2 separate regions of the Homo sapiens genome follow, and region 2 is linked to region 1. The links are chromatin contacts, found by Hi-C or POLR2A ChIA-PET in ENCODE. All regions are on one chromosome and are shown on one strand. The core of a region is the stretch at or near the end of the contact, and the rest is flanking DNA. Distances in the headings are between cores, read along the strand shown. Region 1 overlaps LRMDA (leucine rich melanocyte differentiation associated). Region 2 holds the start of ZNF503-AS1 (ZNF503 antisense RNA 1).

Region 1 (6,346 bases), core at 1,113-3,612:
GGAAGATATGAGACCCCTAGGAGAAAGTGACCGTGCCTAATTGGAGATAACTTTGCATATTTTGGAACACAAATATATGAATACTCTTGATTGGATTTGCTTTATTTTTAAGAGACTATAGCATTTCAGTATAGTATAGTATAGCATAGCATAGCATAGCATAGCATAGCATAGCATAGCATAGCATAGCATAGCATAGGATAGGATAGGATAGGATGGTATGGTATGGTATGGTATGGTATGGTATGGTATGGTATAGTATAGTATAGTATAGTAATTTCCACAGATATTGATCCTAATAGGACATGAAATTCAAGAAGGAAGGATGCTACTAAAAGTGAAATTCTGAGTATATAATTATGAATATTGACAACAAGGAAGGAAGGTTGGGGAAGCTTGAGGATAGGGAAGCAGTGAAAGAAACCAAACTAGTATAACTGTATGGGGCATATTCTAGTGAATTCAGATTTTAAGAAGTCACTTATGAAAACCATGCTCAAAGGAAGAAAATAAGTCTACTGTTGGAAAATGGTTGTTAAAAAAAGAAATCCCAAATGACAGAGGAAAGGCAGAATGATTAAAACTAAGCTCTTGTTTTGTCATTATTTTCTCCATCATGAAATTATATCCTTGGGCTAGACTGATGAGTGAAAAGTAAAAAAGAAAAAAGAAATGGAAGAATGAGGCCCTAGAGAGCTTATGAGACATAGGAGATGCCTGGTGTCTAGACCTATACAAATAGTATCTTATTTTACAATAGCAACAACAAAAAAATTCTTATAGATCTGCTCATGGAAACAATGTTACTAATATTTGAAAAAATACAGATAAAAAGCAAATTTGGGCAAATATTTTTGTTGATTTTTTAAAGGAGGAACAGAAGATTCTAAAAATAATGACACTAAAATTGTAAAAAATTATGTTAAATATATGATATATGAGCACGTTGAAAAGATAGTAGCAACTTTTAAGAGCTAGTACATCTTTTTACCTAGAATGAGCTAGGCCAAATCAATCTCTCTCTCTCTCTCTCTCTCCCCCTCTCTTCTCCACTCCCTTTCTCTCTCTCTCTCTCCCTCCCTGCCTTCTAGCTCTGTCTTTTAGAAACAGTTATTCAGCTGGTAGATCAGTGAGACCATAAACATTATAAATTGATTTCAATAAGACATCTAACAAAAATCCCCCATGATATTGCTTTGCAACAAATAAAATAAATGAGATGCAATTCATAGCAGATCAATTAACTACATCAAAAAAATGTTGATCCATGAATCAATGTCCTTAAACCTACCCACAGGACTCTATCCTTGCCTCCAGACTGTTGAATAAAACCCAGAAATCTGTTCTAACAATAGGCTAAACCCAAAGACCCATAATATGCAAAACAAAGCAAAAGTACCCACTTAGATCTGAAAACTCAATTTCCCAAGCAAGGGATGGGAGAGTTTTGCTGGGCAGTCGCTTATATAAAAATAAAAGCCCAGAAAGCACTGGTTGACTCTGAGCTATGTTACAATAACACACGGCAGATGCCTGGCCTCCCTGGAAGTTGCCCCGCTCATACACAACTGTCTGCATGTCCTGGGTGGGATGCGGGATGAAATGTTTCTTCCAATCCTCAGGTTCCACGAGTCTAATATCAATATGAATTCCTGCCTGGTGACCTGTGTGAGTATTGCTCAACAACTGTAGAGGAAGAATTGCAGAAAACGAAGGCGATTACAAGTTTTTCTAAAGCCACTGATTTTATCACAAGCCACATACAGAAACCTTCCCAATATCTGCTAATTACCAAAAGGTAGTGATCCTCCAATATCTAGCAGTAGGACACACACCCCAGCTGACCAAACCATGAGTTTAAGACAGGCAGAAAAACCTAACATCTCCCTACCATGACAAAGGCAACTAGAATTGCCAAATCCTATACACAAAACATTTAATTTATAACAGTTAAAACCTGGCCTCTGACCAAGTCCAAAAGAACTATGTCTTATTTCACTTGCTCTTGAATATGTCTCTTTCAGAGATAAATGGCTCTGCTCTTGGCCAGTCCTCCCCTCTGTGTGGTGTTTTGTTTAGCTGGGCTTATGACAAGCCAAGAGTTGATGCATCTGCTTGAATGTGTAATTTACCTCTCTGGTCAACTTAGCTTTTTTTTCCTTGACAATATTATGTCAAACAATCACATCACAACTGGCTCTGATCTCTTTGTTGTTAGCTAATAAATTAAAGAGTATTTATTATCTGCAATCCTTTTTTCCTCTTTTAATGGTGACACATTTGTGGTGAATTACAGGGCAGCTTTATAAACTAGGCTCCAGGCCAGTCTCAGGCCCTGCGTCCATGTGAACGTTCCTTCTCCCGGTTGGCCTCCCGGACTGGTGGTAAATCAAGGCAGCTGTCACAGTACACTAAGTTAGTGTGCGTCATTGGGGAGAGCAGGAAGCGTTGGGGGTATAATTCTGTCCATCAAACTAATATGTTATATCAGTAGCTTTGTAATCTTCTGCCATAACTTATGGGAAGTGACACCTAAGAATTCACTTTGAAGGCAATGTGTTTCTTAGACTTTAAGTCAAAACAGACCCGATTCACAGCAACAGTTCCTCTGTTTACATGAGTGGATTTCTAGTGCCGGGGAACCAGGTCCCTATCAATGTGGCAGTATTTAACACGCTCCACCACCGGCTGGACTCTGTTTACAGCCCTCACGGCAGGATTTGTAAACTTTTCAAACAGGGTTTCTTCTCTTCTTGTTACCCTTGCCTTAACCTCCAGTAGCGGGATAGATAAACATGCTCCTTGAATGTTATCATGACAAAGCAAACCTCTGACAGATGGGAATGAATGGGTGACCCATTTCCCTTGTCCGGTCCCCTTCAACCTTTGTCTTGACAAATGTGGGAAATGGCTCTGGAGGACAGAAGAATACTCACACCGCTATGATAGCACTGTCAGCTTTGTGCTGTTGCTAAATGTCCACATGATACTTAGAAGCGACGGGAGGGCCGGGCGCGGTGGCTCACGCCTGTAATCCCAGCACTTTGGGAGGCCGAGGCGGGTGGATCATGAGGTCAGGAGATCGAGACCATCCTGGCTAACAAGGTGAAACCCCGTCTCTACTAAAAATACAAAAAATTAGCCGGGCGCGGTGGCGGGCGCCTGTAGTCCCAGCTACTCGGGAGGCTGAGGCAGGAGAATGGCGTGAACCCGGGAAGCGGAGCTTGCAGTGAGCCGAGATTGCGCCACTGCAGTCCGCAGTCCGGCCTGGGTGACAGAGCGAGACTCCGTCTCAAAAAAAAAAAAAAAAAAAAAAAAAAAAAAAAAAAAAGAAGCGACGGGAGATAACCTTCAATGGACAGTGTGCTTTTCTAAGTCATGATATCAGTGTGACCAGACTTAGACCATACGTCCTCTGAAAGCAATGCGTTATTTTCTAGGATTTGCTGTTGGATTGTCCCTGTCTTCCCCCACTCTCTCTTCCTTGGCTGTTTTTCTCAGCAGGCCAATGAGAGAAGCCCTTTGGGGAAGATTAAGTAGTTTTGTGAGCTGCCATCTGATGGAAAAGAAATCTACAAGAACTGTTCAAAGGAGCTCTTCCTCCCCCAGGCACAAGACTAAATATGCACAGTAAAGAAATTTGAAAAATGCCTGCCCTTGCCATCCCCAATACCCCTCTGATTGATAGCAGAGAGGGTTTGCTATGATAATTCTACTTTGACAGGTCCCAGGCATAAATCCCACAAAGTTGTTGCTCTAGTTTGACAACCTTGGAGGGCTCCAGTTAGGAACAGGAAACAGGCCTCTATTTTTCACCCTCAATGCTCCTTCAGGTGCAAAGAAAAGACTGTATGGAAAAAATAATTTCTTATCTAAGGGGGAAACCAAATTCAAAGCAGTTTTAATACTTATTCATCAGAAAGAATGTCCAATGGAGAAAAATGTGACCTCAGTCCTGCTTCTTCAAACTTAAATTGAAATGCTCCAAATACGAGATTTGAAACCTATTCATGATGAGAAACGGATACCCTTTTTTCATTTTTTGGTTTTCCAAAGTTATGTTAGTATTCTCCTTCAAGGTCAGCCTAGAAATGTATCATAATATTTTATAAAAATCATTACTTACAAATGAAAGTACATACATATCATAACATCCATAATTTATCATCAAAGCTTGCAATGTGCCACCCTCTGTATCCCATTATATCCACTCAATTCTCATAACCACCTTAAATGAGTAGAGTCTCAATTTATAGGAATGCAGTTAAAAAGAGAGTCAAACTAATGAATTTTTTCCAGGATACATCTTTCAATCTTGCTTCACAATATGCCAGGGGATCTTTGGGAATCAGTGCACCTTCCCTCTCCCCTTCTCCAGCTGAAGAATGATAACTCAGCAATGAGAACCTTAGTCATGAAATCATATTCAACTGTGTTAAATGAAAAATTTGTGGCCCAGTGAGGTGGCTCACACCTGTAATCCCAGCACTTTGGGAGGCCGAGGCAGGTGGATCACCTGATGTCAGGAGTTCAAGACCAAGGTGGCCAACATGGCGAAACCTCATCTCTACTAAAAATACAAACAAAATTAGCCAGGCGTGGTGGCACATGCCTGTAATCCCAGCTACCCAGGAGGCTGAGACAAGAGAATCACTTGAACCTGGGAGGCTGAAGTTGCAGTGAGCTAAGATCATGCCATTGCACTCCAGCCTGGGCAACAAGAGTGAAACTGTCTCAAAAAATAAATAAATACATAAATAAATAATTTGTGGTTTGCTGTAAGTTAACTAGGCAAATAAATTAAACAGAACCATTCTCCAAGCATTTTAGTCGATCTACCTGGAAATGCAGTATTGTGACCTATTAAAAAATATTAAGTGATCAAACCCAGGCAAATATTTAAAAAGAAGCAATATTTTCTGTTTCTTTAAAACTTGTCAGAAGGTGAATATTTTCCTTCCAATGTCTGCCTCTTTGAATGTGAGACACAGTTTTCTCTTGGCTGTAGGATTCCATTCTAATATTAAGAAAGGGTTCATAAAGCTCTGATACCATAAGAGTGGATTCCTCTTCCTTCATGGGTGCCATCGGAGTTCTGCAGAAGGTCTGCACCTACTGAGAGCTGACGACAACAGGGAAGAAAGAATCCAGTCTTGGAACACTCAGCAAAAGTTGGTTCTTTAATTTAATAGGACTAAAACACAAGGACTTCACCCTGGATCATGAATTGAACCTCCTTTTCTAGGGTATTTTATGACAGAAGCATCTCACTGAGAATCTAGCCACCCGCTAGGAGTACTCAAGCATAGCTTTGCCAAGAAAGTCGGTGAGGAAAGCAAGAATAGAAAACAGCAAGCTGCCCATAAAAATGGGGAGTAATATCTGAGTTTTTTTAAGTCATAGAGCAGCTTGAGCAAATCTCAAGAAAAAGAAACTTGCTACATAATTCTTTCTCACTCCATTGCCCCTCTAAATAGCAAACAGGATATGAGTCCTTGTAAATACCTATAAATTTTCAGGGAGAAAAACAAGTCTGATCTTTGTGTACAGAGTTCTAGGCTGTAAGGAACATGGTTAGATTTCTGTTTCCCTTAGAGGAAGATGCCAGAACAGCATTTTCCCATCAAGTGTTGATAAGAAAGGCATTTAGCATTTCATAGGATGAGGCTGCTGTAAGTGGGTGGTATGACATGATAAATTATGGCCAATGTCATATTAATAATTACAGGCCCTTCCACACATGCTCACTCTGTTCTCAAGCCAATGATATGTTATCCTGCACAAAGCCTTCCGCTGTGGCAGATGTGATAGAGATGTTCCTCTCCCAGAAAAATTCTGGAATTCTTCAAGGTTTAGAGGTGAGGGCCATCTTTGTGGTCCATAAGCAAAAACTAAACTGAACTCATACTTTCTGCAAATGTAGCTCTGCTTACGTCTGACTTTCCACCTTGATCCATGTCCTTCCCTCCGGTATTCAATCTACTTCTCTGCAATATAAGCACAAAATCTGGGGCTAGGAAGGCATTTTAAAATTAGAAAATCATCTTTATCCAACCCTAAAGAGGCATGTCTTAGGATGTTAAGAAATGTTTTTGACGGACTCTTCAGAGACTCCCAAAGAGAGAACTTGCTCTTGAAGAAGATGAGGCTAGGGTTGGAGTCTGGTGAAGTATTGCCTAGATATGTTAAGGAACTCTGTAAAACCTGACATGAAGTCAACAATTGCCCAGATCAGGGTATCTCAACCTCAACACTATCAATATTTCAGACTTGATCATTCTTGGTTGTGGGGACTGTCCTGTGCATGGTAGGATGTTCGGCAGCATCCCTAGCCTATATCTACTAC
Region 2 (6,598 bases), core at 3,266-5,765, 960 kb after region 1:
CCCATCTCTACTAAAAATACAAAAATTAGCAGAGAGTAGTGGCACACGTCTGTAGTCCCAGCTACTCGGGAGGCTGAGGCAGGAGAATCACTTGAACCCGGAAGGCAGAGGTTGCAGTGAACCGAGACCGCACCATCGCACTCCAGCCTGGGTGACAGAGTGAGACTCTGTCTCAAAAAAAAAAAAAAAAAAAGAAAGAAAGAAAGAAATGTTATTAGATGTTGCGGGAAGTCAGGGACCCCGAACGGAGGGACTGGCTGAAGCCATGGCAGAAGAATGTGGATTGTGAAGATTTCATGGACATTTATTAGTTCCCCAAATTAATACTTTTATAATTTCTTATGCCTGTCTTTACTGCAATCTCTAAACGTAAACTGTGAAGATTTCATGGATATTTACCACTTCCCCAATCAATACCCTTGTGATTTCCTATGCCTGTCTTTACTTTAATCCCTTAATCCCGTCATTTTCGTAAACTGAGGAGGATGTATGTCGCCTCAGGACCCTGTGATGATTGCGTTAACTGCACAAATTGTAGAGCATGTGTGTTTGAACAATATGAAATCTGGGCACCTTGAAAAAAGAACAGGATAACAGCAATTGTTCAGGGAATAAGAGAGATAACCTTAAACTCTGACCGCCGGTGAGCCAGGCGGAACACAGCCATATTTCTCTTCTTTCAAAAGCAAATGGGAGAAATATCGCTGAATTCTTTTTCTCAGCAAGGAACATTCCTGAGAAAGAGAATGTGCCCCTGAGGGTGGGCCTCTAAAATGGCCCCCTTGGGTGTGCCAGTCTTCTATGGTTGAGACTGTAGGGATGAAATAAGCCCCAGTCTCCCATAGCGCTCCCAGGCTTATCAGGATGAGGAAATTCCTGCCTAATAAATTTTGGTCAGACCAGTTGCTCTCAAACCCTGTCTCTTGATAAGATGTTATCAATGACAATGGTGCCCAAAACTTCATTAGCAATTTTAATTTCAACCTGGTCCTGTGGTCCTGTGATCTTGCCCTGCCTCTATTTGCCTTGTGATATTCTATTACCTTGTGAAGCATGTGATCTCTGTGACCCACACCCTATTCACACACTCCCTCCCCTGTTGAAAATCACTAATAAAAACTTGCTGGTTTCACGGCTCGGCAGGCATCACCGAACCTACCGACATGTGATGTCTCCCCCAGATGCCCAGCTTTAAAATTTCTCTCTTTTGTACTCTGTCCCTTTATTTCTCAAACTGGCCAGCGCTTAGGGAAAATAGAAAAGAACCTACGTGAAATATTGGGGGTGAATTTTGCCCGATATCTGGCTGAATTTCCCCCGATAATTAGAGACAAAGGATGTTTTATAATGATAAAATTGTAAATACATTAGGAAATACCAATTATAAATATATATGCACTGAACAACAGAACCCCTAAATACGTAAAACAAAAACTCATGAAATTGAAAGGAGAAATAGATAATTCGACAGTAATACTCAGAAAGTTCAATAGCTCACTCAGTAAATGCAGAAAAAACACCTGACAAAATCCCATGCAAATTCATGATTTAAAAAACGTTATGGGGGACAACTGGATATCCATATGCAAAAAAATAAACTTAAACTCTTACCTCATACCATACACAGAAATTAACTTCAAATAGATCACATTCAAAAAGTTAAACAAGGCTGAGCATGGTGACTCACAACTGTAATCCCAGCACTTTGGGAGGCCGAGGCGGGTGGATCAACTGAGGTCAGGAGTTCGAGACCAGCCTGACCAACATGGTGAAACCTCATGTCTACTAAAAACACAAAATTAGTTGGGCATGGTGGCACATACCTGTAATCCCACCTACTTGGGAGCCTGAGACAGGAGAATCACTTGAACCCGGGAGGTGGAGGTTGCAGTGAGCCTAGATCACACCATTGCACTCCAGCCTGGGCAACAAGAGTGAAACCTTGTCTAAAAAAAAAAAAAAAAGTTAAACATACACCAAGCATGGTAGGTCATGCCTGCAATCCCAGCACTCTGGGAAGCCAAGGCAGGTGGATTGCTTGAGTCCAGGAGTTCAAGACCAGCCTGGGCAACAAGGTGAAACCCCATCTCTGTTTATTTAATAAAAAATAAAACATTTTTTAATTTATATTAAAAAATTTTAAGTTAAACCTAGTCAGCGCATGACCCAGCAATCCCACTCCTACATATATACCCAAAAGAACTGAAAACATGGCCACATAAAAACTTGTACATAAATGTTCATAACAGCATTATTCATCATAAGAGCCAAAAGTAGAAACAATCCAAATGTCTATCAGTATAGGAATGGATGAACAAAATATTGTGAATCTATACAATGGAATATTATTTGGCCATAAAAAGGAATGAAGTTCTCATACATACTACAACATGGATGAATCTTGAAAACATTATACTGAGTGAAAGAAGCCAGGCGTTAAAGGCCACATATTATATGACTCTATTCATGTGGAATGTCTAGAATAGGCAAATCCATAGAGACAGAAAGGAGAGTAGTGATTTCCAGGACTAAAGGGAGGGAAAAGTGGGGAGTGACTATGAATAGATATGGGGTTTCTTTTTGGTGATTAAAATGTTCTCGAATTAAATAGGGGTGATATTTGTACAGCTTTGTAAATATATTAGAAACACATAATTTTACCTTCTAAAGTGTAGGCTTTACAGTATGTGAATTATATCTTAGTAAAATTATTTTTAAAAAATGGATCCCAGACCTAAACGTAAAACCTGGTAGTCTGGGGCTGGGGTTGGGGCTGGAACTGAGTACTGACTGAAAATTGACTCAGGAGGATTCTTTGGGATGATGGAAATGTTCTAAAACTGGATTGTGATCATGGTTGCTCTTTATAAACTTACTAAAAAATCATTGGATTGTTCATTTATAATGGATGATTTTACGGTATGTAGGTTTCACCTAAATAAAGCTGTTTATAAAATGAATCCAGTGAAAACAGAAATCAAAACATCACATGGTAAACAGTTGGGGAGAAGCTGGGATGAGAATGTATCTTAAAAATGAAATAAAGGAGGATAGGAGGTACTGGGGTAATGAATGTTATGTTTCTTCACCTCTTTATGGGTTGTAGTTTGTGAAAATTCATTGAGCTGTACTTTTGTGATATATGCACTTTTATGTATGTATTTCATATCACAATAAAAAGTTTCTTAAATGACATGGGCCTAGGAAGGGCCATGAATGAGCCAATTAACGAGTTACAGAAGCTGTGAAGCTCAGCTGTGCAGCTGCTCTTGGGTCTCTGTGAGATTTTCTGCCTTCCTTATTGCCACCATTTTACAGTAATACCCATTTCTAGAGCTAGCCTGAGCAAGTTTCTGTTTCTTACTATAAAAGAGCCTCATTAATACATCCACAAATACAGCTACTGAAATGAATGAAATCCACAAATACACCTCCAGAAGGGCAGGGGATTTTGTATATTGCTAAATCCCCAGTGTCTAGAACAATATCTGTCACACAGTAAGGTCTTAATGTACATTTCTTGAATGAGTAAACGAATGAGCAGAGGAATAGCTGTAGAGGAAGGAAGGTGTAGAGCAAGAGACTTGTAAACACAGACATTTTTCAATGCAGCCTAGCTAGAGTCGGGGGTGGGGGTCAGAGGATGAATAATGCCTCCTGGGAATGTCAGGAAAATGTCACAGAGGAGGAGATCTGAGAGCTGAGTCTTGAAGGATGAGTAGGAGTTTGCCAGGGAAAGAATACAGGAGAGTAGGATAGACAGAAATAAACACAGATAAAATCACACTGTTCTGAAAGAGGCTGGCACTCTTGGGGATCCTAAGAAGGCTCATGTGGCAGAAGGGCAAGGTCACAGTTGAGGACAAGTGAGAGATAAGGCTGGAGAGAGAAACTGGGGGTAGATGGAGAGGCTCACCTATTCCCAGCCAAGACACTGCAACTGACTCCCGTAGGAATCACAGCCAGGAGAGAATTTTTAGCAGGGGTCAAAATGGCTTTTTAGGAAGCTCACTTTGGCTGAGGCAAGAAGAGTTTCTCCTCTGAGTTCATGGGCCATCTCCTCTGTTGGTACCTACACGTCCTCTCCTGTATGTCTCTCTCTTTCTCTGCATTCTCTTCTCTCTCTCTCCCTCCCCCTGCCCCATGTTTTCATATCTAGATATCTCTTTTCTGCCTGTGGATTTCTTTCCATTTTTCTCTCAAGACATCACTCCTTGAAAATGTCCCTCAACCCCTTCCAGCTTACTTGTGCCCAAACAGCTTCGATTCCATCTTCAGGACTCATTCATCTCCACCAGGCTGGAGTCCTTCATAAAGAAGTAACACAAGATTTCCTCTTGAACAACAAGCTCTTCCGGGCTTCACCAGTTACAGATGAGAAGCCTGGAGGAAGGGGGGGTGTCTGAGCCACCCTCTACTTGGCCCAGAAAGAGTGGGCCACCACCCTCCAAGACCTGCATGGATCCAATGAAGCAAAAACACCATGCTCTCCTCTCAGACATCCTGATGCCACTCACAACGTGAAAGGGGCCAATGGCTCAGAAGCCACTGCCCTTCCGGTCTCCTCCAGCAAATCCTAATACCCAGTTCTCATGCCGATGACCTTCCGCTCTGAAATGCTTCCTGGCATCCACCCATCCTCCCAGGGGCTGGACAACTAGGTCAGGGAGAAAACAGCCCCTCTACCATGCTGAGACAGGGACCCCTCTCCAGGACAATTCTCTTCCCTGAGACAAGAGGGTCAAACAGCTCTCCTAGACATGACCTCAGAGATGTGCAGCCAGGGCCCTGGCCCAATTTATTACCACGGGGCTATAATTAGGTTTGTTAACATACAGTCGAGTGTAGTCTTGTTGACTAGGAACTTAATCACGTTACTATTGAGTTCCTGTACGTATTGCTCGGGGTGACTGTTTTACTTGTAGAGTTATAGCCAAGCCCAACGGGAGGAAATTAGCTTTGGACACAAGTTTGGAGGGGGGTTCTTTTTCCTCCTGACTTTGTCTCTCTCTCTCCCCCCTTCCATGTGAAAATATTTAGCAAACAGTGACAATGATGAAAAACAGTAGGAAACAAAATGTTCTACATTAGTATAAAACATGAAAAATGCAGAAGGACCCTTAGCGGTACAACATGTGTTATGCTGGCTGGCAGTCCATTAGCTCTGATAGACATTTCACTTACCTAAGTCAAATATAACAGTCGAGTATTCATTAATATAAGAAGGGGCTGTGGAATCAGAGCTACCATCTGGCTGGGCCGACAGAATAATCTACAACTCATGATTAGGTCTAAGGAGTGGGGTTTCACTTTAATCTTTCTCATTGCTCGAAATTTCCATCTGCGCAGTTCGGCACATCATTTTTCTTCAAGACAAATGTGCTGTTTTTCATGTTCCAAAATTAGATCAGAAGAAAACGATTAATCATGTCACGGCCTGGGAAAGGAAACAAAGCTCCGATACTCTCCTGCTCTCGCTCCCAGCTCCCGCCCCTCCCTGGCCCTGGACGGTTGCAAGTTTCGCTTTTCCCCCCCTCAACCTCTGGGTCTGCGGCACAACTTTGGGAGAGGCCGCCGCCCGCCAGGAGGAGGAGGGCGGGACTGCAGGGAGAGGTGTGAGGGCGCCCCGGGGCCCATGAGGGGGCGCGCCCCTGCCTCCTCCTGCCACCCCTCCCGGGGGTCGCCCAGGCGGGCCCGCCCCGCGCCGTGCCGCCTGCCCCCCGAGTCGGAGTCGCGGGCCCGGCGTGACAGGAAGGGCCCGGAGCCCGCCTCCCGCGCGTCCCCTCCCGGCCGCCGCAGCCCTGTCTGTCAGGCGGCTCGCAAGTCATAACAAATCCCTGGCGCGGGGCTGAAGCTGAGCATTTGCCGGAGCGTCATGGGGATGATGAATGACCCGTAGGCCTTTGAAGTGCTCTGCCAGTTCAGCTGGGTCCGCGGTGCTGACAGAGAAATATACACAACAGCGTAACCAATAATGAGAACATTAAACATTCCTGCGCCGTGACAGGCTGACAGAAAAACCCGGGCCCGCATCAATCATCGCGCAGATAGAACCCTGACAGGCGGCCCCTCGCTGACACCCCCTCCGCGCGCCCTCCCGGGCCTCCCCCTCTTCCTCTCCGGGGTCTCCCTTCTTTCTCTCCGGGCTCCCCGCCGCCCCTCCTCTCCTTCCCCACCCCTCCTCTCTCTTCCTTCCCCGCTCCGCTCAGTGTCCTCCCCCTCCGCCCTGTCCCCTGCCCCTGCCCTTGGGCGACTGCCTTCAGGGCCTCTCAGAGGTCAAGTGAGGTCTGGGCCACGTCCGTTCTGTGAGGCTGCCCGTGCCTGAACAGTGAAGAGATGCCACCCCAGAGTGAGAAGACTGCAGTCTTTGAAATTCAGCGTTAATAATTTGTGACTTTTCACCCATGCAAAAAAATAATAATAATACAATCATTTACATGAAACCTCATGTGGAACTAGGATCGAAAGCCCAACGCCAGGCCCTTAGGGAAAGGGAGCTCCAGGGGAACCCCGTCCGCCCTCTTCTTTGGGCGAGGGTCTTTTGGAGTATCTTCCTGTGTGACTTTGGCAAGGGATCCTTTTCTTTGTGCCAGCCCTG

Evidence for each region. Hi-C counts contacts between places; a loop is a spot of excess contacts on that map. ChIA-PET counts read pairs that join two places held with the same protein, here RNA polymerase II (POLR2A).
Region 2: a map of prostate gland shows a loop between it and region 1 (2.8-fold over the local background). The contact joins the promoter of ZNF503-AS1 here to the enhancer-like site in region 1. A Hi-C loop is called at or near these places in 1 of 168 maps with a recorded cell type or tissue (prostate gland). POLR2A ChIA-PET finds 5 or more read pairs at or near these places in 1 of 52 experiments (AG04450).

The regions. Positions count from the first base shown.
Region 1 is chr10:76,248,212-76,254,557 of GRCh38, reverse strand. The region is part of intron 5 of LRMDA (leucine rich melanocyte differentiation associated); the gene reads right to left. Among named protein-coding and RNA genes, the nearest start is that of KCNMA1-AS1, 640 kb to the left of the region's middle. RefSeq lists a silencer at 2,293-2,587. Within about 2 kb of position 2,362, at least 6 of the 41 ENCODE cell types and tissues checked have a DNase peak (open chromatin) inside an H3K27ac peak, as active enhancers do.
Region 2 is chr10:75,294,300-75,300,897 of GRCh38, reverse strand. ZNF503-AS1 (ZNF503 antisense RNA 1) reads right to left here and starts at 4,515. Exons shown (of 4, transcript NR_038226.1): 1 at 4,247-4,515; 2 at 1,824-1,946. It also overlaps a transcript of ZNF503 not described here. RefSeq lists silencers at 5,635-5,684, 5,705-5,814.